Regions from separate parts of the Homo sapiens genome. Here region 2 is linked to region 1. The links are chromatin loops, found by intact Hi-C in ENCODE. Cell type or tissue: ovary. All regions are shown on one strand. Links, peaks and the distances in the headings refer to the core of each region. The heading gives the core; the rest is flanking DNA.

What was found. Peaks named below come from ENCODE experiments on the same cell type or tissue, not always from the same donor. Only the 100,000 strongest peaks of a DNase experiment are listed, where the experiment ranks them.
Region 2: it touches region 1 in a loop (2.1-fold over the local background); 6 of 110 quality-filtered maps call a loop at or near these places.

The regions. Positions count from the first base shown.
Region 1 is chr9:16,405,472-16,418,196 of GRCh38, reverse strand. It overlaps BNC2 (basonuclin zinc finger protein 2), which reads left to right. Exons shown (of 7, transcript NM_017637.6): 7 at 1-8,694. It overlaps LOC124902125 (a long non-coding RNA gene), which reads right to left. Exons shown (of 3, transcript XR_007061425.1): 2 at 11,710-11,934; 3 at 2,821-2,908. Among named protein-coding and RNA genes, the nearest start is that of LINC03041, 140 kb to the right of the region's middle. In ovary, for the core only: no CTCF peak of the experiment used is centred there; no DNase peak of the experiment used is centred there; H3K4me3 peaks cover 709 bases; H3K27ac peaks cover 4,335 bases.
Region 2 is chr9:16,349,780-16,362,504 of GRCh38, reverse strand. No RefSeq gene overlaps it. Among named protein-coding and RNA genes, the nearest start is that of LINC03041, 80 kb to the right of the region's middle. In ovary, for the core only: no CTCF peak of the experiment used is centred there; no DNase peak of the experiment used is centred there; H3K27ac peaks cover 2,416 bases.

The DNA.
Region 1 (12,725 bases), core at 1-8,000:
ACTAGTACATAAATCCCGTCATGCACTTTTTTTCATACACTACAAGGGGATGTGTAATAACCATGCTTCTTTTTTATCCTTAAACTATTGCCATACTTCAGTAAGTGTCTTTTTTAAAAAAAATTCACTTGTATAAAAATGGTCTGGTCAGTATAGGGCACAAATGCCAAACAAAGTATTAGTGTTAACACAAAACTGCCAACTTTGCACAAGTTTCCAGAAAAGAAAATACAATTAGTCACTCAACATAACCACAGGCCAATTTGTTGGCCACCAGAAAACCGCTTTTTAAAAAAACACTTGGTGATTCTTTCAAGTGCCGAATGTTATTAGAATCAACATTGCATCCTTCTTGCTTATACGTTAAGTTACATAAAAGGAAAACAAAATTATGTGGTGTGAAACAGCCAAGGCATTTATTCTTCAGAGGCAGGATAATATTTCAGGATACAAAAGCCCAAATTACCCGCTACGGAACAAAGATGAATACAGTAAAAGAGTCGAACACTCATTTCCAAGGCCCTAACCCTTATCCTTTAAAAAGAAATCCTCTGAACTGGGTCGGTCTGTTGTATGGCTGTCTAATTTGTTGCAAATTCTGCAGTCGTACTATAATTCAGGCCTGTTTGGTAGACAAAATCAAAAGGCATTTAACAGCAGCAGTACTTGGAAGCTTTGAAAACATGTGCTAAACTTGAATGGAGCAACACTCCTTTCTGAAAAGCCAGAAGAAGGGGGTTTTAAAGCAGGATCTCTCAATGTTCAGTGTTTTGTGTTTCCCCACACGATTTGTCAGAGAGAAATGAAAGCAAGCCTGAAACCAAGCAATTGAGAGTGAGAAAGAGGAGAGAGACTATTCTCCAAACCTTTTTTGTTTTGTTTTGTTTCCGATGTTTACACATGTTGCCTGAGCTGGTTAACCACATCGGCAGCCTCAGCTACCACAACATACTGACTAAATGATGATATTTACTCAAGTTCAGTCTGCAGCCAAAACCATTAGGGTGTGCATTGCAGACTGTTTTGTTGTCTTTTTTTTTTCTTTTTTCCTTTTTTTTTAAGTGGAGGGGAAAAGAAGAGATAAACAAGGAATATTTTGTCAAACAGTACACAATAATTTAAAGAGAATGTATTTCTTTTTTGCATTTAATGGCCTCAGACATTTCTTTCATCAGTCTAAAAGTTAGAAATATCCCTTTATTTTAACTTTTATGTCGTTTCCATTTTTCATGTTTTTGTAATTATTTTTTCTATGTTCACATCAGCATTCACTTCCGTTAAATTTGCCAAAGGAAACTGTTAATATGTTTCTGTTGTTATTATTCCTGTAGGATTTATTGTACCTCACAGTATTTATTGTTTCCCAAAATAAGCATCATTAGTTGGGGATTCAGTATTTTTGTTGTGAAAATTTCAGAAACAATAGATTCTTAAAGATAAGCTAGCTATGTCTAGGAGCTTTATCTTTTCACCTCCTTCAGAGGATGCTATGGGGTCCATTTTAATTCTTCATTTGTTCTACGGGGAGGAAAGACCAAAAGTATTTGCAGTACAAAAGAAACTATATCAAACACTATGTTAAATGACAAGTGTTTATGGTAAAAAGCTGAGGAATTAGTAATAATCGTTTTTGTTTTCTTGTACTTTGAATTCCCCAAAGTCTTAATTGCTTTATTTTGGTGTTGTGTTAAATTGAACAGACAGATGTTTTCCTTTGTTTTATACCATATAAGACTCTGTACAGTATGTTTGTGAAAGATTGAACTAGAATAATGAAAGTTTGTTTGCAAACATTTTGGTCCTCTCAGCGTTCTCTGTGTTGTGCTGTTGCCCCATTACCAAATGGTTAGATTCAAAAAGGGTGGGAAAAGATTTTTAATATCCCAACAAAACATTATAGAAACTCTGGCTTTTGCAGTGTGCATAGACTACATGTAGTTTTATGAAAATAAATACACATTTTTATTTCAGCAACTTTGAAAAGTTACACTCAGTTGAGTTACTAGAACTCATCTTGTACAACAGCAATGTTTAGTCTGTTTAATTTAATGTCAAATAAAAGGTCAGATAGCCCTCGTGAGTGAATTACATAGCTGTCGGCAGTCACATCAGCAAATGCACCAGGCTTAGAACAAATGTTTGTTACTTGCTGCAAACCAAGCTAATGTGTATAGCCAGTTAGAAAAAGTCCAGAAGTAATGAGATTCTAGAAGTAGAGTTTCCCTTGCTTGGAAACATGAATGTGTTCACCTGTGTTTTGTCAGAGAAGTGGCAATAAGTCCTGGACAGCTGACACTTTTTAAGTATCTCCCCTATTTGCTACTACTTTTGTGCCTCAAGTGCCCAGTCGTTACGGTGGCCTTCTAAATGAGTAAATAACATTTTCCAATATAAAGCCTATTTGCTTAAAAGGGACAGGGGAGTGGATGGATGTAGTACATGCAATGGAAAATCATAAAATGTACAATTCTTCTGTTTCCAAAGTATTGCTCGTTCTTGAGTGTGTGCCTGAGTGTCTTGTTTTGACTTAACTAGAATTCTAGTTAAGATGGTGATCCCATGGCTTATTTGCAAACAGGAAGGATAAAGAGATCAGCGTTTTAGTCATGGAGCTCATCTTTGCCCATTCCTACTCATTTGCTTTTTCATAGGAGTTTTTTGTTGTTAAACAGTTTCTCTCAAGCCACATGCATTCTATGCTGGCTGAAAATTAATAGTGATGTAGATGTTCATCCGACAAGCTTTTCCCCATGTGATTGGTTTTAGCCAGAGTTTATCACAGGTACAAAATTAGGCGGTATGACTGTGCATGTTCTCTAGCTGATGTTGAAACTTGTACTGTCTTGATCATTTAAAACTATGTTTTTGTAAATATCAGGTTTAGTCCGCTTTCGGGAATATCTGCATGCTATGGAAAGAGAGAAAAAAAGGATAGATAATGAGGAATTTGGTTTAAAAGTGTGATAAAAATCCTTGGCATTCTTTGTTCTGATATTAATTGTATTTAAATAAGTCAACCCAATGTAACTCATTCCAGATCTTAGTCCAGCTGCCCTGTTCAGCCTGATGCCTTTTAAAGGTTTAAAGGTGTTAATGTTTTCCTTTTCAACATGGCAAACATTTTTTAAAACCTTTTTGGCACAATGGTGCCACTGTCCTCATAGTGTTATTTCTTTGGTCATGAATTTTCAGGCCCTTCCAGTAAGAGGAGAAAGGCACTTAACTGGTTAACAGCCCCATTATTATACATTGCTCTAAGGAAAAAAAAAAAAAAAAAACTTTGAATATATCAAGAATGGGCTATTCCAGAGGCTTCTCCTCAGGAGAAACTATGCACTAGGTTCCCACCAAATACAATGTGACCTTTTTTTCCCCTTTCTCTGTACACACCCCAGATATGTGCCAAGCAAATGAGAATGAGGGCCGTTGACAATTAAAGCATAAAGAAGCTAGTCACCAGATTGAGATGGACATGCTGCTAACTGCTGACAGCTTGACCTGAGCAGTCCTAACTTGTATCTGGTCTGTTAGCATTGGGTTAGATTGACTAACAGAGTAAATAAAATTCACCTGTCATAAGACACGCTACATCTGCTATCATCAAGAAACAAATCATCCAGAAGAAACTTTTTTTCATCCTGTGGTCACACCCTTTTCTTAAGAGCTTCTTTTTTAAAATTATGACAAACGAATTTCATTCTTTAAAATCACTTATCTTCTCCCAAACTTGAAGTATTTAAATTAGGTGGTTTTGCTTTTCCCTCTCATTGTTTATTTTTTGGGGATGGATCTAAATGAGTAAGATGAGCAATAAAAGATACCAGAAAGACTGGAGGGATCACAGTGTTTTCATCAGAACTAAGTAGAGGGTCGGTTCCTGCCCTGGTTTTGGGGTAGCTAGAAAAGGAAATCATGAATGCACTGGAAATGTTGGCTCGAGAGAAAAGACTGGCATAGCTCTGCCTCGCAGTGGGTGAGAGCGTATTGATCGTAGGGACCTGCAGAGTTCCTATGACCAGGTGAGTCGGCTCTGAGGAAGGGGTTAGGAAAGCAAGTACAGCTGCATGAAATAGCTGAAGTTCCTTTGGGGTCAGGAAGAGCCGACAATTGTGGGGTTTTGGTTGCTTTTGCTTTGTTTTTGAGTGGGAAGTGTTGCTGGAATCCCCTGAGAACCGAAAGATGCCAGGGGTCAGCAAGGCTATAGAAAAGGCCAGTGGTAACACCTCGTTTTCATCCTAACAGAGGAGTAGGTGCGAATGGCACCAGCATGGATCGTTCCTTTCTTGATCATTACTCATGCTTGCCACTGTAGCAACACAACAAAGCCATGATTGTAATTAATACTAGGCTAAAGACCTTGATCAAAATGGGAGCTCATTTACTGTTCTATGAGGTATGTAAGTAACTTCTCTTCACATTTTCCCTCAGAGATAAACCACACGTGGTAGTCTTGTTTGCGTTAGTACTAAGGTCATGTTTGATCTGTCCCAGACGAGTCGCATATTTCCTGTAGCTGGAGTGTTGCTCACCATAAATGGTCATTTTCAAAAAGTATTGTGTAATTCCAGCTGTACAACTGACCAGTGAGTTATCTGTCATCACTGTTGCCCACATACCCGTCCTTCCTTGTGTAGTTTCATCATCCTCATCCTTCCCACATCTTGCGCAAAATGATTTTCTGTGCTCATTCGGCAATAACTATGTTATTCGGCATACTGTCTTTTTGGCATTTGTTGAAAAATCCAAATGCTTTTAATCCAAAAGATTAATCCAAATCTTTTTTAATCCAAATGATTTTAATCCAAATCCAAATAACAGGAGGTTAAAAAAAAAAAAAAAACTAAGCATTTTTACATGTACACTGAATTGGATCAGCATTATTGTTCATTATAATGCTATATATATTTTTGGAGCAACATACTATAGTTGTCATAAAACTATCTTTATTCTTCTCCTCTAAAGTGCTGTTGTAAATTCATTTGACCTTTACTGCAGGAAAAAAAAAAATCTTTTTTATATAGGATATGAAGACCAAGGCTCAGTCTGTAACAAATAGTGGACCATTACAAAAGAGGAAAGAAAAAAGCCAGGGCTGAGCAGCAAGAAGCTTCAGTTCAATTTCACCTCGTATCTTTCTAATAACATACTTGTCACTTTATTACCTTCCAGTAATGTGAACGCTGCTGACAAGACTGTCACACTAACAGCAGACAACACCCTCTCTGCTTCAGCCCAGCTCTCCTGGCTACTTATTGCCCTGGCCCTGAAGGGACACAAACTAATAGTGTGCTTTCCAGTTCAGCACTTGGCCATCAAATATAAAAGGATGCGTAATTGCCTGTTTATCCCCTTGTGAAGGAGAAATTGACTACAAGGGCTAGGCTTTCCCATCGAGTTCCCTGATGTACACACACATCCACAATCAGTCAGTCTCTCTCTCTCTCTCTCTCTCTCTCTCTCTCTCTCTCTCTCTCTCCCCTCTCTCTCTCCTTCCCTCTTATTCTCCCCTCCTAACATACAAGCACATACACACACCTACTGTATCTGTGGGAAGCCCAAGGCTGCCTCTCGATGCCCTCTCCAGCTATTAAGTGGACAGTAACAAGATGACTTCTTAAATAAAGGGTCAGTAGAGAGATGCTGTCTGTGACGGCATCCTTTGCTTCTTTGAAAACTTAAGTGTTAACAATTCCATCTTGAGAGTAATGGGTGTGGCCCTATAATTAGAGCAAATTTTCCTGCAAGTCAGTGGCATAAGTAAGATTATATTGCCCCCTAATCTGTAGGGAAAAGATTAAAATATTTTTCTTCCCCTTCAAAAAGTGCACATGTTGTAAACTGGTTACGCACAGTGGTCATTTTTTTTTCTTATCCTTGGCATCAAACCATGGACGTAGGTGTACAAATGCATCTTTCAATGACCCCTCCAAATCCATAGTGTAACATGATAGATTAACTTTTGTCAAACTGGACTGACAATCTAAAAAAGATGGCGTCAGGCTTTTGACTTTAATCGTTAAAACAAGGACCACCCTATGAGTAAAAGGTAAATTCTCCACTTTGAAGAACTTTGGTAAGTACAAGTACAGGGAGCTTTAGAAAATCGAGTGATGGGGACCAAAGGTACAAAGGAAGAATACATGAAAATGTTATATTCCAAAATGCCCTGAGCCCAAAGATTGGCTGCTATTTTTGTATATTGAAATACTCAAATGATGGTTGGAAAGTGACTAGTTAGTGACTAAATGAAGTGCAAGATCTATCAAGCGTCTTCTTTCTGGGACTAGGGGATGCCATGCTTCCTTCCAACCTTCCCGCAGCGCATCTCAGAGAAGATAGTTGGCCCCATTACAAACAGTCACATTTCAGTAAGATATTAGTCAGCCAGGTAAGACACGTGCAGGTATCGGTATCATCTTCCATATGAACTTTAGCAAGGAGAGAACAGCAGCAGATTTAGGGATAGACAATGTAACAGGTCTATGTTGACAAATCTGTGCTAAATAATTTCATGAACCAGTGTGGGGACTGGGAAGAAAAGCACTTTGAGCAAGGACTCTTGGGTTCGAGCAAAGGCAATTAGTTGACATGATACTTCTTAAGTTCCTCAGTATGTATATGTTACAATCGTTTATCAGACATCTTAATAGAATCCTAATTGAAAAACCAGTTGCCAAAATTGCACAAGTTCTGCTCGCTGATACTAGCTTTCTCCCCTTAACTCTAAAATACCAGGGATGCTTAAGGACGTTTGTAATAGTTTTTTTAATGCTTTGTTTCACTTTTTTAAAAAAGAATCTTTGAAGGGAAGGAAGAGCAGAAAGAAGTATTTTAAGAAAAATGGAGAGAAGTAGATAGTATTGAAAGTATATTTCTTGAAGAGAGAGTATCTAAGTGCTATACCAAGATTTTATAGGGCTTCCTGTTGCCAAATGTGATGTTGAGATAATGCACAGCTAAGATGGCAAATCCATCAATTATTAACTGGCTCTGCCCACTTCTGTCATGGAATGCAAGGATTGAGAGGTGACTCTGGGGAGACCCTGGGTGTGTGAGAGAGCTCCATTCATCTGGCCCTGGATATGTTTTTCAAAAGAGAGGGAGAAAGCGCCAGTCCCTGCAAGGTGAACTGACCTGGCACTGTTTCAGTGGGAGCCTCACTGCCTGCCTTTTCCATGCTAGGAGACAAAGCATCCTCTACCCCATCTGTGAATCGGTGCTGTGGCCACTGCGAGAAGCATGATTCATGAGGTATGATGCTCTTGAGCTCCCAGACAATGTGCTGAGTTAATAGGTTCACTTGAGATGTATACACCAAGGCTGTTTCTTTTTTTAAATCTAGTCCCCAATTTGGAGTATTTTTGCATGTTTTTGTACAGAGTAATCCATTCCTCTCATTGTGTATCTTAATCTCCTCTGACTTTTCCATTGTCTTTCTCAATCCCACCCTTTGCTCTTCGGATCTCACCAACCCCCCTTAAAAAATAAATCATGTTTGAGCAAGAAGGTAGAACACGCCCTCCCTCATCTTGGTTTTAATTGCTTTGGAAACGTGTTCTACCCTGTCCAGGGTTTGCATAACGTGAATTAAGTGAATGAGATGTTCTAGTATTATATCTTAACCTGATAAGACTATCTAAGATTTCTAGTATATGGTGCATTTGCTTTCCTGTGCAAACTTTGGTTCAGCTGCCCTGCAGAGAATCTCACCATTTTCCTGCCAGTGCCAGTATAAAGAATGCAGGAGAGCTAAACCTGGGTACATGAAGGTCAGAGGGGTGAGGACGGTCGAGAAATGGGGAGAAGACTTGGGCTTGAGACGACCTGGGCTTTTCATGTGTAGCTCACTCAGCAGTATGAGGATGACTGACACACCAGTGGGTGGTTTCCAAGTGAGGCAAATGCCCATTTCCCCTCTCCCCTCACACCTTGCCTGGCTTCTTCCATGAAGTCCTTGCTGCTTTTCTGCCTCCCCAAAGGTGAGGGGAAGGGGCTGGTTGGGGATCTGGGAAAGCCAGTTCTCTGTTCTCTCCTGCTGGTGATGGACTAGGCCTTTTAGAACTAGCAAGATCCCTCACACAGCTGGGAGAACACACACCTTTCTTACTCCAGACCCATTGGTGTGTCTCCAGTAACAAAATTATTGGACTCAGCCTCCATATTTGACAGCAAAAGTGGCCAGAGGGAGTTGAAATATCTTGAAGAAAAGGAATTTTCACTAAGATATGTCCTCTCCCTCTCCCAGAGTTTAGCTGTTTATTCCTTTTTTTTGTTTATATTGTTCTCATCTGCATAAAACCAGTCTCTTGCAATAAGCCTGCCGCAGAATCAAAGTCTGTACTTCAAAAGGTAACTGCACCAAGGGATGGGACAGTGTGCATCACCCTGATCTAATCATTGTGACGTTGGTAGCTTCCTAAATACTGTATGTACCTTGAACAAGGGTTTTATTTTTGTTTTGTTCTGTTTTGCTTTTTGTTTTTATTGGTAGGCTAAGGTAATTAAATTTTTTAATTTGCTGTTACTTTGGTTGTATTTTCTGTACTATAACTGCCTACAGTATGTCTTTTGCATAAAATGCATAAGGGTTTGGGGATGTAAATGGAATTTTATTCATATTTTGTCCAAATACCTCTTGTAATTTGTATCAAAATTCTTGTACAATTTTTATATTAAAGATTTATCAGTCACTGATCTCTTCTTACCTTTCTGATTTCAAGAAACCTCCACACGCTCCAGTAGATCTTTACAAAATACACCGAGCAGCCCTTCAGCTCACAGTGTAATTCACCTTATTTAAGCACACTTGTTGGTGAACTCAGAGCCAAGCTCAACCACTGTATTATTTAATAGATTTCTCAGGAAGACCAAGCTCATCTTTTGCTCAGATGGCAAAGCTGGGTCAGAGCTGCAGAGGTCCTGGCCGCTCCCAATGGAGCACAGCAGACACTGCCCTCCATCTTCCTTCCCACAGCTATCAGGGATGCCTTTTCTGTGACTTTCCAGAAGTCCTTTTCCCAAAGCCTTTGCCCCTGCTCTTTTGAGGAAAAGAAGACTAAAGGAAGAACTTAGGTGTCTTTGCACCTGAGCTTTTCAAAAATAAATTTTCTTCCCAACCCTTTCAAATTTGTGGACAGCAGCCACCAGGATGATGACTTCATATTTTTTCACACTGAATGCTTGTCTTTCAGTTTATAGTCTCTTGGCAGCAACTTTCCACAAATTGTCCTTGTTATAATCTAGAAATAAAACTGGCAGATGGAAAGATGTCATAATCAGCAACATTTCCTCCTCCTGTCGTCCTGCCTGGGGACTATGGGATGAAGCGTAGAGAAGGTGCGTTTTGGGAACTAAACGTTGGGCACACACTGGCATAAAGATGGGAACAGTAAACACTGGGGAGAGGAGGAGGGGTGCGAGGACTGAAAGGCTGCCTATTGGGTGCTGTGCTCACCACCTGGGTGATGGGACCATTCGTACCCCAAACCTCTGTGTCACACAATACACCCATCTCACAAAGCTGCACATGTTCACCCTGTATCTAAGATAAAAGTTGAAATTATATAAAAACTGCTTTCAACTCAGCAGTGTTTAATATCACCCCCACCTCTTAAACCAATCCAAGTTAAAAATTAGACTAACCAAGACTATAACTTTTGCTGAAATCTCCCCTTCGATTTAGTATTGTCTGTTCATCTGCAGAACCAGATCTGCTCAAATCTCCCCAGGTTGTCCTACCCACCTCTCCAGTTTTCCCTGGACTCTAACGCAGACACCTAAGCTACCTGGACTCTAGAGCGATGCCCTGGCCTCAGGCCTCTGGACAGGCTGCCTGTACCCCTCAGGCCCCCAGTAGGGAGCTACCCAGGCTCAGGTATCACTGACTGAGTGTCTCTCCCAAAGCATCAGGGATGCCAGCCACCTAGCCTTGATGGTGTCTCCCTCCTTGATTTCTCTGAGCACCCATAGATGGGTTTTCGGTGACAGCAAAGAAATGAAAGGTTAAGCAACTTTGGAAAAGTCAGCCTCCCATTGAGGCATGTGGTTATTAGATGTCACAGATGTGTTAAGGCACTCCTGCAGGGAATCCAAGTATAATTATGATCTTTTCATCTGTCATAATAAGTCTGTAATCGGCAAGAATTCTCCCTCGAATAGCTCCCCCTTCTCCTTAGGAAAAAAAAAAAGTTGTTTTAAATGCTATCAAATGATGGAAATACTCCTGTTCAGTGAAGAGACACCCATGAAGGCAGCTCTTGGCACAAAGCTAGTCAAAACTGCCTGGGTTGTGGCAACTTGCTCTCCTGAGCCACTGGAAGGCTTGCCGCCTGCTAGTTTGCCCTGTGTCAGTTGACAATATGACAGTAGATTAAGTGCTACTAATTTAATAAAGCTGCTCTGAGGCCAGAGCTGACCTATCAATGAAGACTAGAGAGGATCGCATTGGTGGGGGCTTGGAGAGGGGCAGCAGAGAATATTGAATTGCCTGAAGTAATACTGGGGGGAAAATCTATAGATCCTCAGTAAGGAGCAGTTATTTTTAGTCACCTGACTCTTGGGCACCCAATCATTAGCCATATTCATCAAAGCTGTATAATGAACAGAGGTATTGATTAACAGGGGTAGCTGAGGAGATTTCCCAACAGTGCTAGTTCACATTGATAGGTCTCCAATGGGAATACAGGCCATGCAGCCCTGGAACATAACTTATTGTATTCTAGGTCCTTCTGTTGATTTGATTTGGGTGGGGGCGGGGTGGGGAGGAACAGCCTTACACACAGTGCTACCCCTATGACCTTTCTCTGAAACCCTCCTTGGAAAGAAAAGAAAAAGCCCCACTCTCTGCAACAAGTACATAACCCTGCTCTAAGTTTTCTCTCTGTCCAGGCTGGCCATCCGACCTCATCTTTGATTGCTGTGTGTTATCTTGATTTACAGAAATTTGCTGGAAGCTGGGACATGCCAGTCAGAGCTTAGAGCCATCAGGCGTATGAAGCTTTCCCTCCCCTACCTCCCCTAAAGATCAACATATGGCTTCAGGAAATTATCGTGTTAGGCTAATTGCACCAAGTTGGCATGGTAGGAACATAATGAGTCCCGGTTTCAGCATGCTGACCCCAAACCCAGTGATGCCAGCGCATAGTAACTTTCCAAGCATTTTGCCTCGTGGCAGGAATCCTCATTGAGCTGCTGTTTGCAAAAGGCATTTGGTTGGATTTCTAGCATGCGCCCTGAACCTGCGCTGCCGTGTTCCAATCATACGAGGGAGTTTGCTGTGCTGTTCACAGGAGCACTTGTCCTTCCAGAGAACTAGTGGTGACCCAAATGCCATAACCATCAGAAGCCTTGTGCTGCCTGACGGGCAACATGCTGCTTAAAATGCTGATATGTAACTAGAAACCATTAAACCCCAGGGAGAAAAAAGTAAAGGATTAAGACAAGGACAGCTGTAAAAAATAAAGCTCAAATGCATCATTAGAAACCAGAAATTCACAAAGTAAAACTGTCTGTCATCCCCACTGGTATTAGCAACACTCGACTTGTATATTAATGAAACAGTGCAGGAACTCTAAGTCACCCTTTAACCATGGAAGCAAGAGGGAAGTTTCTCTTTACTGCAGTCTCTCCTAACTTGAGCATGGGTTTTTGATAACGTTGAATTTTCTTTGCCTCAGAGTATCCTCACCAACCCGTCTTAATTTGTCTTACCGTGGCTAGCAGACTTTTTCTTCTTCAAGCACAGCCTCTCCCTTCAGCGCTGGGACTTTTATGAATGCCACCTTCAGCCTTGTCTTTATCTTTCTTTACTCTCTTCATCATCGTGTTCACTTCAATTTTTGTTTTCTTGGCTGTTATCATCTTTACAAAAAAAGTTCAATATATTTTGATCTTCTGGGGTTAGACTATACCTTGACTTCTTTCCAAATGTAAGATCTTTCAGGAAAAAAAAAAAAAAAATCAAGGGCTTCAAAAATTTTAAATCCAGAGTTCCGTGCATTGTGCAGCAACTTCGAGTTTTTGGAATGCTCCAAAAAATGATTATAAGCAATGGAATTTGGAGGTTATCAGGGTTTGGGGCATGTGCCGTGTTAGGTGATTTAAGATTATTAGCCACTTCCACCTTTTTAGAGAGATTCATTTTTACAAATATAAATGCTATTAACAATTCAAAGCACTCTCATAATTCCCGTTCTTTGTTCTTACCCCATGATCTCAATTTCAATTTTTCTTATTTTTTTTTCCATAAGTGGAGAATTTCCTCCCAAAGTTTCACAAACTTATTTGCAGGCTCAAAACAAGACACTTATTTGATTATTTTCAGATGTCACATCAATTGGTCTTCAGCCGAAAGTAATCCTACAAGATGTTATGCTTTTATGCTTTCTGTTCTTTCAAAAACCACAAACCTGTGTGTTTGAAAATATCACTCTTTCCAAAGCCCTCGGCCTCACCCACAGAGCTTGGAAGTAAGGATGGTTTCAGGCTTATATATGTACTTGCCTTCTCAAGGAAACAAGAAAACACAAAACCCACTCACTTTTCTTATATCTACTGTGAGCATAAACGGGGAGGGGAGGGGCGTGGGAAGCCAGTAAGTTGTGAAATCCAGGAAGGTGAAATGTAGGTGAAATCTAGGAAGCTGTGTCTTGGATGGGATTGTGTTCTAAATACCTTCAAGATGCAATGTTTCTCTTGCCCTCATAGTTTGTGGTACATAGTAGGCA
Region 2 (12,725 bases), core at 3,086-11,085, 59 kb after region 1:
TTTGTGCACACTCTGCTATAATTGTATATTACAAACAAGATCACTTACAGTGGGGCTGTAATCCATATTAACTAAGGATGTCTCTACTGAAGTCAAACATAAATGTTCCCCCTGCAAAGAATGAAATAATGGTGAGGTGGCAGAGAGTGGGGTTATTTTTTGAGATGGGGAACCTGCTTGGTGCCTCTTGAAATTGATGCCACATAGGTGATGACACAGAATGTAAATTTCTGACTTGAACAAAGCAAGTCCTATCCCTTGCCCTTCTGACTTGAGCCCTGCCTCCCAGAACCACCTGCTGGGGTGGAGCTTTTGGAGGGAGGGTGGATGCTAGGAACATAGCTGACCCAGGGCCCTGGGAGAGGCAGCCAGTGGGTCAGACATCCTGTGAAGCTTCTTGTGGTAGACTGTCCATCAGTGATCCCCAGTGGACCAGGATTCTCTTGGTGTGATCCCCTCCCATATGGACTCTGGGCTCAGCCATGGGACTTGCTTGGCCAGTGAGACATTAGAATGTAGAGACTTGATAAGTACTTGCACAGTGGGACCTCCTTCTTGGAAACCAGCTGCCATTTGATAAAGAGGCCAATGGAGACTAGTGGAGGAAAGGAAGCCACTTGGAGGAAAATCTACGCACACCAGCTCTCAGCTGGCACCAGTTGCCACACATGTCAGTGATGCCTTCATGGATATTCCTTGGCTGAGTTCTCAGGGGATTGCAGCCACCTAAGAGACCCTAGGAGGGCCCCTCTGAGCCTTGTCCAAGTTGTAGAATTATGAGCCAATAAATGGTGGTTGTCATCTTAAGCCTCTAAATTTGAGTTAGTTTATGTAGTAATAGATAACCGAAATTCCTTCTTTCTAGAGAATATTTTTCCTTTCAATTGCAGGGACTTTCCACAGGATGGGAACCTCATCCAATTTGATCATTATATCCTCAGCCCCTAACAGCCCATAATAGGTTTCTAATAAATATTTGTGGAATTCATAACACAAAATTATATACTACAGCGTCTATACTGTATTATGATGCTCTATTTCCTGGCTATTTTTCTCCCTTTCAGGCCATGAGCTCCCTAGCTTTGAAGCTTCCATTTATTGTTGATGAATGGTTGACAAAGTTCTAAGAGATTTATATATGTAACAGTATATTAAATGGAACTTTGACTATTGTCTATGGAATTTTGGTTGACTGAAAGCTGAGAACAGAGCGACAAATACTCCTGCATTCTGAAGATGGGTACTAGACACATTTGCAGCACATGCCAAAAAATGACTAACATATTTTCAGATGCTTTAGTCCATTCTTCACTTCTACTTAAGAGAAAGACGGAGAGGAAATAGGAATTTGTGATTAGGGTCCAAAAGCTAAAGCCCAGAGAGTCTGAGTTCAAGTTTCCTCTCTGCTACTACTAGCTGCAAGATCTTGGCTAAATTACTTAGCTCTGTACTTTCATTTACTTACCTATGAAGTGGGGTGACTATAGCATCTACCTCATAGGGATGCTGTGAGGATTAAATGCGTTATTATATATGGACCAGGCAGTTCTACATCTAGAATTCTTAGAGCAGTATTTAGCTCATAGTGAGGGCCTATAAGTGTCAGCACTGTCATCCTCAGTACTGTCAGAGTGAGTAAACATCTCTTTGAAAACAATGGGCTACCTGGTGGAGGGAGATACATTTCCTAGCAGAAAAACTCAAGTTTGGGGTGATTAGCCCGAAGGGGACTGATATTTCACTCATCACTCCACCTCACCCTCTAGCTGAATGATCGTGGAACTGAAGAAACACCTAGACACTTCCATAGCTGCTGTGGGAGTAGACATGGTGAGAGAATTCTGGGCAAAATTAATCCGCATCCTCTGGCACATGGAGGTACTGAAACTGCAAAAGTCCAAAGGAGAAGGTTAGCAGAATGAGGAGAAAGGCTGAGGTGGGCATGTCACACACTGTCAGGATTGGAGGGGTGAGGATGCTGAGTTTCCCACTAGCTAAGTGGACGCTATGGATGGGCAGTCTTAAGAGTAGAGGCCTCGTGATAGGGCTATGCCCAAGAGGACGGCCTTTCCAAGGGCAATCTCAGCCACATGGGTAGAGGTGGGATTGGGGAGGAGGTGCTTCCATGGAGGTAGAGGAAGGCACTGAAGTGCCTGTGGGTGACAGTCAGGGTTTGGCCATCTGCCACACACAGGGCCTCATGCAGATCTTCACAGTGCAGCTAAGTCAATTGACCATTTTAGTCCTTGCTATAAACTAAATATTTGTGTCCCCTAAATTCATATGTTGAAACCTAATGCCTAGTGCTATGGTATTAGGAGATGGGGCCTTTGAGGGATAATTAAGTCATGAGGGCAGAACCTTTATAAATGAGATTAGTGCGCTTTTTAAAGAGGCCTTGGGAGCTCCCTTACCACTTCTGCCATGTGAGGTTACGGTGAGAATATAGCTCTCTGTGAACCAGGAAGAGGCCCTTACCACACACCAAATCTGCCAGTGACTTGATCTTGGACTTCCCCGCCTCCAGGACTGTGAGAAATAAATTCTCTGTTGTTTATAAGACACCAGTTTATGGTGTTTTGTTATAGCAGTCTGAACTGTCTAAGACCACCCTTTACCTTTCCTCCTTCCTTCTGCTGCAGTCCTGGAGAGGCCAGAGGAAGTGGAGGAGGGACTGAGAGTAAGGAAAAGCCCCCCGCTTCCCAACTGCAGGTTACTGAGCCTGGTGTAGGCCTGAGCTGGGGAAAGAGAGAGCCTTTGAATTGGATGAGAAATTGAAGTTTTAGTGTTAGGAGAATCTGAACTTTATTGATTTCTGAGAATCAAACTTTTCTAATGTCTAAAAAGTGACTGATAATGCTCTGAGCTCAGCCAAGATAGCACTGCTGGAGGAGTTGGGGTGCAAGGTGAGTGGGCTGAAAGCTTATGGTTGAGAATAATGTCTGTCACAGCAATATATTCATTTATATTGACATCATCTCATTTTATCTTCACAACAGCTCTGTATTAGTCTGTTTTCACACTGATGATAAAGACATGCGAGACTGGGCAATTTACAAAAGAAAGAGGTTTAATGCACTTATAGTTTCACATGGCTAGGGAGGCCTCAAATCATGGTGGAAGCTGAAAGGCACGTCTCACGTGCTGGCAGATGAGAGAGAGAGAGAGAGAGAGAGAGAGAGAGAGAGAGAGAGAGAGAGTGTGTGCAGGGAAACTCCTATTTTTAAAACCATCAAATCTCAGGAGACATATACACTATCATGAGACCAGCACAGGAAAGACTTGCCCCCATGATTCGATTATCTCCCTCCCACAACAGATGGGAGTTATGGTAGCTACAAGATGAGATTTTGGTGGGGACACAGAGCCAAACCATATCAAGCTCTTAGAGGTAAATTGCTCTATTCCCATTTTATGTAGGCTTAACAAAGTTAATGATCTTATCCAAGGTGCAGCATACAGCAGTGGCAAAGCTGGAGTTCAGGCCCAGCCTTTTCTGACCACAAGGTACAAACTCTTAAACACTCCTTGGGGTGGACGCTGCCTCTCACAGCTTTGCACCCCCAACAGCTTCTCCCTGTCCCCACATACAGGAAGTGTTCTTGCGGATGAGTGCATTTTCTCAATCAGAGCTCCCCTGTGTCCTCACTGCAGCTGAAACCACCTCTGGGTTGGCAAATTAGGATTCTTTGCAAGCTTGTCCAACCTGCCTTATTTGGTGGTGGTGGTGGTTCTGTTTTGTTTTAGGCTTTTTAGTAGCCTGAAGCCATGGTTTTTAGTTTCTGTCTCTAGTGATAAGCAGAAAAGAGGGATGAGGAAGGGACTTTACTGGCCCAATCAGAAACAGAAATTAAGAAGCCATGACTGTATCCTTTCCCCTGGACACTCCTGAAGAGCCAAGCACATTAAACTCCAGAGCCTTATTGCTCTGACAGACCAGGAGAGAACAGTTGTACTGGTTGATCTTGGGTACTTCTGACCCACTTCCCACCATCCCTACCACAAGAATCTGCCCTGGAGGAGCTATGGTAGCAAACACTGTGCCAGACTGAAGTTTAGGCTGCAGGAAGGAAACTGCAGCCTGAACCATCTTTGTTGAAGGTCTCCAAGAGCAAAGTTGTTTGCTATCAGGAAATATCTCCAGTGTCCTAAAATACTTGAATAAATTAGCAAGGATTCCTGTGTGTGTTTCCTTTTTTCTCTCCTCTCTCCATCAGAAGCCATTGAGTGGAATGGGTGAGGGTTCCAGGTAGTTGCTTTGGGAGATGTTTGTAATTTACATTCTGCAGGGCAGTTGATTGCATGGGTGGAAGGAAGGGAGGAAAGAAGCAAGGAAGGAAGGCGGGCAGACCCAGCGTGAATAACCCTGAATCGAGAGGGGCCAGGATTCCCAGCACCCTTGGCTTGGGTGTGTTTTTTACTTACATTTGACCGTGGGTGTGTCTGATGTTCTGGGAATTCACATCATTTCAAACAAAAGCCCAAAGCCACACACTGAGAAGATTGTCTCTGGAGGTTTGGGAAAACTGCTCAGTTTCCCTGAGCTGCCCCCAGAGCAGCTCCTCCCCAATTTCATTTGCTGTTTGAAAAGCATTTTCACAGATATCCTTTCATTAGCTCCTTACAACTCCCCCACTGCCTCAAAGCAGATGGAAAAATACCATTATCCTTATTTTTACAGAGTTCTCAGAGCCTCACTGTCATTAAAATTCTTGCCTGGGGTCAAATAGCCATAGGTGAGGGCACCTGGCCTAATTCTGGCCCTGTTATTCACTACATCCCCTTCCCTAGTGGGGTGGCCAGTCCTGGCCGCTCCTAAGGTCATCCCTAGTTCTGAACATCCTGCCTGGGCTGGGACTAGGGCTCTGTTTATTCTGGAAGGGTGGTCGGGTACCTGTGAGCATTGTGTGTGAGGTTTGTTTGCACAATGTCATTATTTTCATCTCCCTTTCTGGTGGGCCTTAAATTTTTCCAGAGTCTTGGACCAAGCAATTCCATTTGTAGAGGTTTGTTTTTAGGGTGTATTCAGACCCATTTGCAAAGATAGAAGTCTAAAGTGTTCATCTATAGATAGTTGTCTATAGAGTCAGTCATAAAAGGAACACATTGAAAATAGCCTGTATATCCAAGAAGGAGTTCTTTTACATAAATTACTGTATATTGAATCAATGTCATATTTTCAGCACTTAAAAACTCATATAGAAGGAAATTGAATGGCATGGAGAGATGTTCCTGGTCCATTGTTAAATAAGCAAAACAGGTGATGTAAAAAGTGTTTCAGAATGGTTCCATTTTGCTTTAACAAATATTTATATCTCTGTAGACATGATGACAAATACCCAGAAGGCTATATACCGAAACCATAATGGCAGCTGTTTCTTGTTGCCAAGATTCTGGATGATTTGTATTTCCTTCTCTTTGATTATCTATACTTCTTAAGAACTCTACATCAAGCATGAATTCATTTTATAATGTGAGAAAACTATTTGCAAGATAGCAATGAAGGATTAGCTCTATGGTTCTGGCCATTCATTAATTCATCACTCAGCTTTTCTTGTTTAATGTGTTCAGTGCTGGAGACTTGGAAATGAATTCAGAATTCGGTGTGTAGTCCCTGTGCCATTGCCCATTTCCAGGTGCACAGGGTCAACCCTTTAGAAGGAAGCCAACATTTACTGAGCATTTACTCTAGGCCAGGTATTTTTTTTCACATGATACATCTCATTTAATCCCCAGTGCTGTTCTGCAAGAGAGGTATTATGATTGCTGTTTTAAAAATGGGACTTAAAACGTTAACTAACTTGGTTAAAGTTGTGCAGCTTGTAAATGGTGGAGCTGGAATTTGGCCACAGGTCTGCTTGAATCCACCACCCCTGCTTCAAGCTCTGGTTGCCTGGCACCAGGCTCGGCTGCCTCTTGGCTGCCTGTCTTTCAGAAGGACTGATCGAGTGGGCATGAATGGTTTCTGATGCTTGCTCCCTGGTTGGAATTTAGGCGAGTGTCTGCAGGACCTGAAGAGGTGGCTAAATTGCCAGGAGCAAACCCGATGACCTGGTTCCCTGAGTTCTCCCTCACCTAGGAGAAGCCAAGCCAATGACAAGACACAGGGACCCACATCATGCCTGTTCTTCCCCACCTGCTTCCCTGGCGCGGTGTGCCCTGATCACACACTGCTATGTGTTAGGACTAATGATTCCCTACAGTCACACTGGAGTGGAGCAAGGACCTTTTGCTGAAAAAGGAATTTTCCAGTCGGCATTTAAAAGTTTGAGATCCAGAGGAAGGCATAAAAGAAACAAAAACCAAAACCAAAATAAAAATCCACCAGCAGGCTGAGCTCTGGGGATCAAATATTCTCTTTGTATTGTGCAGAGAGAGGCGTTCTGCAGCCTGGGCTGGAGTTTTCAGTTGGCCATGCAGAAAATGCTCCTGGGTACTCCCTTTAAAAACTAAATCAACATTATTTTAATTTGTGTTCCCTGCTTCCTCCTTCACCATGGAGGAGAAGGTGCGAGGCTGAGAAAGAGCATATTTCTCTCACAAGTTAACTTAACATGCAATATGCAGGGGATTACTCTGCGCTCACTCAATACCATAGCCCAGAGCTTTATAGAATTCTATTGATCTTAGCTGAAGCTGTTTAATTTTTTTTGCTTTAATTTTCTTTCCTTATTTGTTCATTAAGTTGAGGTGAGGAAGGGGCGGGGGACTGATGGCAGGCGATGTTCCTTGGATTTAAGATTGGTCTGGAGGAACAGGGAACCAGTTTGCCTCTAGTCACTGGGAGCAAGCAATGGCAGCATTTTGTCCCCTGTGGCTTGGGATGGGGAGAGGCCACAGGGAAAGGGGAAATAGAATGTCTAGTACCCCCAGATATTTTCTCCTGCAGATTCTCAGAATAAGGACTCTGTGCACAAGACAGAGGCAGAGCTGGGTGAATCTGACACTGATATGGCCCACAGGGAGCTTACCATCTAGTAGCAGAGAGAAGCACACTAATCCCAGCTGGCACACCCATGCGTCGGCATAACCGAACAAGATATTCATGTTTGCTATTGTAGGAGGCTCAAAAGGATGAGAACCTAATTTCTCCCATCAACCCCTAAGTCTTTTAACTAGGGTGTGATCCCCACGTAGGACCATCAAGGACTTAAGTGGGGCTTGCCCAGGAGGGGAAAGCATGGCTAGGGCTTGGGCAGGGAGTGTGGGAGGTGGCAAGAGGGGAGGAAGTAGGATTGATGGTCTAAGGGTCAGAAACTCTGCCCTCCTCCCTTGCTTTCCTTCCTGGGCCAGGTGGTAAGACTTCTAAAAGGGCAACCCCTGTGTTTCTGGGTTGTGGATTAGGCTCCTGTGCTCCAGGAGCTCAGGGTGGGGAGTGGGCTGTGGCTACACTGAGTCCTGTGGGATGCACTTCTGGAATATGCCCCCTGTAGCAGAGCCCAGCCCGTGGCAGAGGGCTCCCGCTCCCCTGTGGCACCCTACAGTAGAGGGACCACGATGACCACCACCAAAGATGAAGGAAATGGACCACTTCTTATTTCCTTGGTATAATTTAAGTCCTAACAGTCTCATAGGACTGAACATAGAGCTAAAGGAAAGTACAATAATACTAATAATAAATGTCATCTGTGGAACTTTACCACATGCCTGGCACTGTGCTAAGTCCCTTTTGTAGATTATTTTAGTGAATCTCTCACACAGGTCCCATTATCATTCCCTTTTTTATAGATGATGATATTGAGATGATGATCCTGCCACTTAAAATACCATCAGTAAGAAATAAGTCAGATCCCTTGCTCAGGGTCTTATGGGTGGTAAGTAGCCAAGGTGGAATTTGAGGCTTGTCGTGCTGGCTGCCGGACTCCTTGCCCCAAACCGTCGTACCAGTGCCACCTCTTCCAAGGCCTGTCTGTCCAGAGATGCATCCCTTAGTGGTCATTAGTAGAGTTTTGTTTGGGGGAAAGAAGATTGAAGCAGAATGTTATTTGCAGCCTAGTATTGTGGGACAAATTCACATCTGATGCGAAATAAATACAACAGAGAGAATGCTATGGGAGTTTAGAGCCCAAACAGCTTACTTCTGATGGAGAAAATGTGTGTTTAGTGGGGCTGTGAATGCACAAGTGAACATGCCAAAGAGGAGGAGTTTTTTGGACAGGGTGACTGAAAATGAGGCATATACCTGGAGACAGTCGGTAGTTCCATTTGACTATGGCATGGGATAAGGAAATGGCAGGCAATGAAGTGGGAAGTGGAGGTTGCATCCAGATTATAAAGGGTTGAGGGATCAGACTATGCTGAAGTGTTTCATGCAAAAATATTTCATCTCACGGGCTGTGTGGGATTGGTAGTGGCTTTCTGGACTGTTCTGCATGAAGCATACAGAATCAATAAGAAAGAGAGTGGAGCAAGTAGCTATGTGCACCATAGGCTGAGACTTACCGATCTCACTTCTTGTCCTGGGGTTCAACAAAGGACTCTGAAAGAGGACAGTGAGGTTTGAACCTGATGGGGATGTATACATGCCCCACACTGTTACCAAATATGCAGTATTTCTGGGGTACAGAGAATGGTTCCTTTATTTTGTCAATTATTCCTTCTCTCTCTTCCCTTAACACCAATTTTATTGGGAATGCCTGGAAATGGTGAAAGCAAATATGTTTGGGGTTGGATGGGGAGCTCTGGTTGTGTGTGCCTCTGATCTGGAACTGCTGGGAGTCTGATACAAAGTGCAGAATGCTGTATGGAATTCTAGAACACCAAGTTCTAAGCTGGGCTCCGCCAATAACTGCTGGGGCACTTTAGGCCCACACCTGAGCCTCCCCAAAGTAGTCCTACAACACAAAGTTTTGGTGACAGCAAAGGAAGTAACTGTGATACATCCTTGAAAAAACCACAATAACTAAAATATGCCTTTCTTGTTTAATGCAATCAAAGAAAACATGCCATTGCTTATAGGATATTTTATCATTTTGTGTATCACTGAGATGGAAAAAATCCTGCCAGTTACAATACCCCATCCACTGTCAATCACATTCTATACAGCATTTTAGAATCAATTAAATGTAGTAGATTTTGACAAAAATCCTGCTTTCCCTAACTAGGCATGGTGACTCATGCCTGTAATTCTAGCACTTTGAGAGGCTGAGGCAGGAGGATTGCTTGAGGCCAGGAGTTCAAGACTAGATTGGGCAACAGTGAGATCTTGCCTCTTAAAAAAAAAATCCAGCTCATAGTTACTAACCCCTATTTACACAAGTTAAAATGTGTTTGCTAGGATTCCAGTTTAGGTTCCTGAAGCATGAATTTCCATATTCAAAACAACTCATATTGTGTAACACAAAAATCTGGTCTCCCGTTTTTTTACTTTGTAGCTCAAAGTTGGAGAGATACCATTCTTAAGGGGAGACTGTCCCAATTTACAATGACTATGAAAACATTAGTTTGACGGCTGGTTCAGATATAACTGTCTCTAAATCATATGGGCTGCCAAACAGCCCTGATTAAGCACTTGCTAGAAATATTCCAAGGTCAGGGAGCCCTGTGATTCTGTTGTGTGACACAGTAAAGCTGTGCTAGACAGTCCGGGGCTGGCAGTGGGAGAGTGTGGGGCCCAAGCTGATGTTCACAAGCCTGTAATCTGCCCCTGATCTTCATTTAATTATTTGTGCACTCCTTGAGAATAAGCTGTGTGAACACAGACTATCACCTAACCAAGCAGGCCCCCTTGGGGAATGTATATGAAATATTCCTGGGAGCCTCAGGTTAGTCTGCTTATTTGAGTTTACACAAACCTGGGGATCTTTTGGTGAAAGAGTTTTGAGAAACGGTAGAAGCATTTACAAGTCTTCCCTTTGCAAAAAGTCTTCTCTTTGCAAGTGACAGAAGCTCAACTTCAATTGGCAATAGGAGGATTATAAAAGGTCTAAGAGACACCTTGAAACCTGGGGACATGATGCTGCCAGGTCTACTTTTGTGTCCTTTGTCTCTGCCTCCCTCTGTGTTGACTTCACCTCCTCCTCTGCAGACTGGCTGCCTTCACCCAGCTGGGAATGCAGCTGTTGACGGCTCCCAGGACTGTATAGAACAACTTCACCACCAAGGAGGGCCTGAAATGCTTTCTCTAGCTCCAGTTTGAAAAGCCCTAGAAAGAAATCTGATTGGCCCACTTTGGATCATATGTGACCCCTAGACCACTCAACTGTAGCAAGAGACTAGAGTGCTATAATTTTAGACCCCAACCACAAATGGATGATTGGACAAAGAAAAAGGAACAACTTCCCCAAAGGGGTAGCCTGATATCCAAGAGGGAAGGAAAGTGCTGGCAGACAAATAATAGGTGCATTTCAATGATCACATTTATTCTTAGAAAAGCCCTTTCATTTCATGACGGGAAAAGGAAAATACCTTAGAGGTACGGCTGATGACAAAATAATTTTATCATAATAAGAGTCAGGCAATGTTACCTTATTAAGGTAACCATTAATAATGGGGTACCGGGGTCTCCACAAAAAACATGGCCTTCTTGGTGAGGGCTTCACGCCCTTTCCTGCAGAGGATATACTTTGAAAGGCAGTGTGTGTCCATACTACAGAAATTCCTGACATTCAAAGTGTTGTCATTGGAGAACTCAGTCAAGTTCTATCTGTTCAACTGCACGTGTGCTTTGTGGAAGAGTAAATGTGTATGGGCTAATATGCTCAGAAGGACTAGGTCTGATTCAACTACCCAAACATACAAATAGAATTTGAAAGTTTCTTAGGAAGCCCAGTCACATGTGTGTTCTTGACCAAAAACTTGGTCTCATCATCTCATAAGACACAGACTATGAAACTCATTGCCCTGATCAAAGATGCTGCAGAAGATGGCATTTATTATTCCCAGGGATGCTCAGGAGAGCTATTTTATTGTCTTGGCATCAGGAATGGCTATGTTGCTTCTCTGAACAACTGGCTTATTTTTACTTTACAAACTCTACATCTCATGACCTTTCATGTTTCTCTCTTTATAGTGACTGCTAGGAAGCTCAGAGCCAACTTTATGACCCACCTGTAGTCCAACCTTGAATTCCTAATGGCAGACATTTAGGGACTAAAACTACGTCTTTACTCCATCTTGCTTCCTTGATCTTATTTTCCCTTATTTTGAAACTTATATAAGAGTTATTTAATTTCATGATAACATTTGTATCTTAGCTAACATAAATCCTTTTTTTTTTAAGATTAAATTGTGGAAATAAGTAATTATTTAACCTTGGACTCAGAGGTTTTGAAGGTGCTTTCTGGCAGAAACCATCTTATCTTGGTAGAGTGAGTATTTATGGTGCCGCTCCTCCTGGAACCCAGGTGAAGTCTCAGGGACATCCTTGATATGTTGTCCCTTAGCAGAGATCCTAAAGTCACCTGCTCACTTTTAGATAAACTACATTGTGAATTTGATTTTGATTCCTAAGAAAACAGAATGTTATCTTGTGCTCTTTTCCAAGACTTGGGAGGTAAATTCAATACCACTTCCTTGTGATCATGAATTCTAAAGGAGATTCAGTTTCAATCTCTACTGTACTATTATTCCTTGTTCAAAAATATCTTCAAGCTGCCACAAGTCTGTCGTTGCTCAGAGATATATAGTTAACAATGAATCTCAGATATTTAGCCTTCAGGCATTTAAAATGCCAGCAATAATGATAACAAAACTAAAGCAATTGCTGTCTGTAATAATTATCCATACCAATGATTTTTAGAATAATATTTGATGAACAATTTTTTCCCCCATGATTGGGGAGTAGGGTTGAGAGCCTGCTGAAGTCCACCAGATTTAAGAGTGGAAAATTGGATAATCTAAATGAGCCACTCATTTCTCAGGGATGTGGCAAACACTCCTCTGGGAGACGGGCTGGTTCTTTTCCGTCATTAGCTGCAATTTTCTTCTGGGAGTATTTTAAAGCTTACATTCAAGGTGTACATCCATACGGGCCCTATTTTTCTGAAGTTTCTCCAATGACATGAAAATGAGGCAAACTTTTTCAAAGCAATCTGCATCATATTCTTCTTTGTGCAAGTTCATATTTTGGTTGAAATGATAACTATAAATATTTAACATCCTAAAAGCTGTGGCTTTCCAGCCCCAACCATCTGATGGGAGACAATGTTGCAGACATTAATTTGCAGCCCACTTTCATTTCAAGCTGATCGATAATATTTCATAAGGTAGGAAACCAGACAGCGTGATTCTGGTGGAAAGAGGAAAAGAGAAGAGGGTGCTTAAAGACCTAAAGACCAAATTCTGAGAGCAGGAATGGAAGTTGCTTTGTGTTTGAGGCTCACTTTTTGTTTTTTCTTAATCATAACAAAAGTTTGATTTTCTCAAACTGAAGAAATTAATGGTATCATTTTGAGAGGAAGAAGAGGTGAAGGCACTTTTTCTTGGGCTGACTCCACCCCTGCCATCTCTGTCTGTCTGCCCCCCACATCTCTCTCTCTCTCTCTCTTGCTCACTCTCACACGGACACACACCACAGAGCAGAGTATGTCTGAATGAGGGGTGCTGCTGCTCAAGGGACCAACAGCAAGAAAGAAGGAGGGGCTCTGTCCACCAAGGCTGGTCACCGTGTGTCTATGCATTTGACGCAGTTGAACAAAGGTGTTGTTTTGAAAAATGACCTCACGCTTGACATTTACATGATACTGAATGATCTATTTGAATGTCATTATTTAAGTGATTGCTTT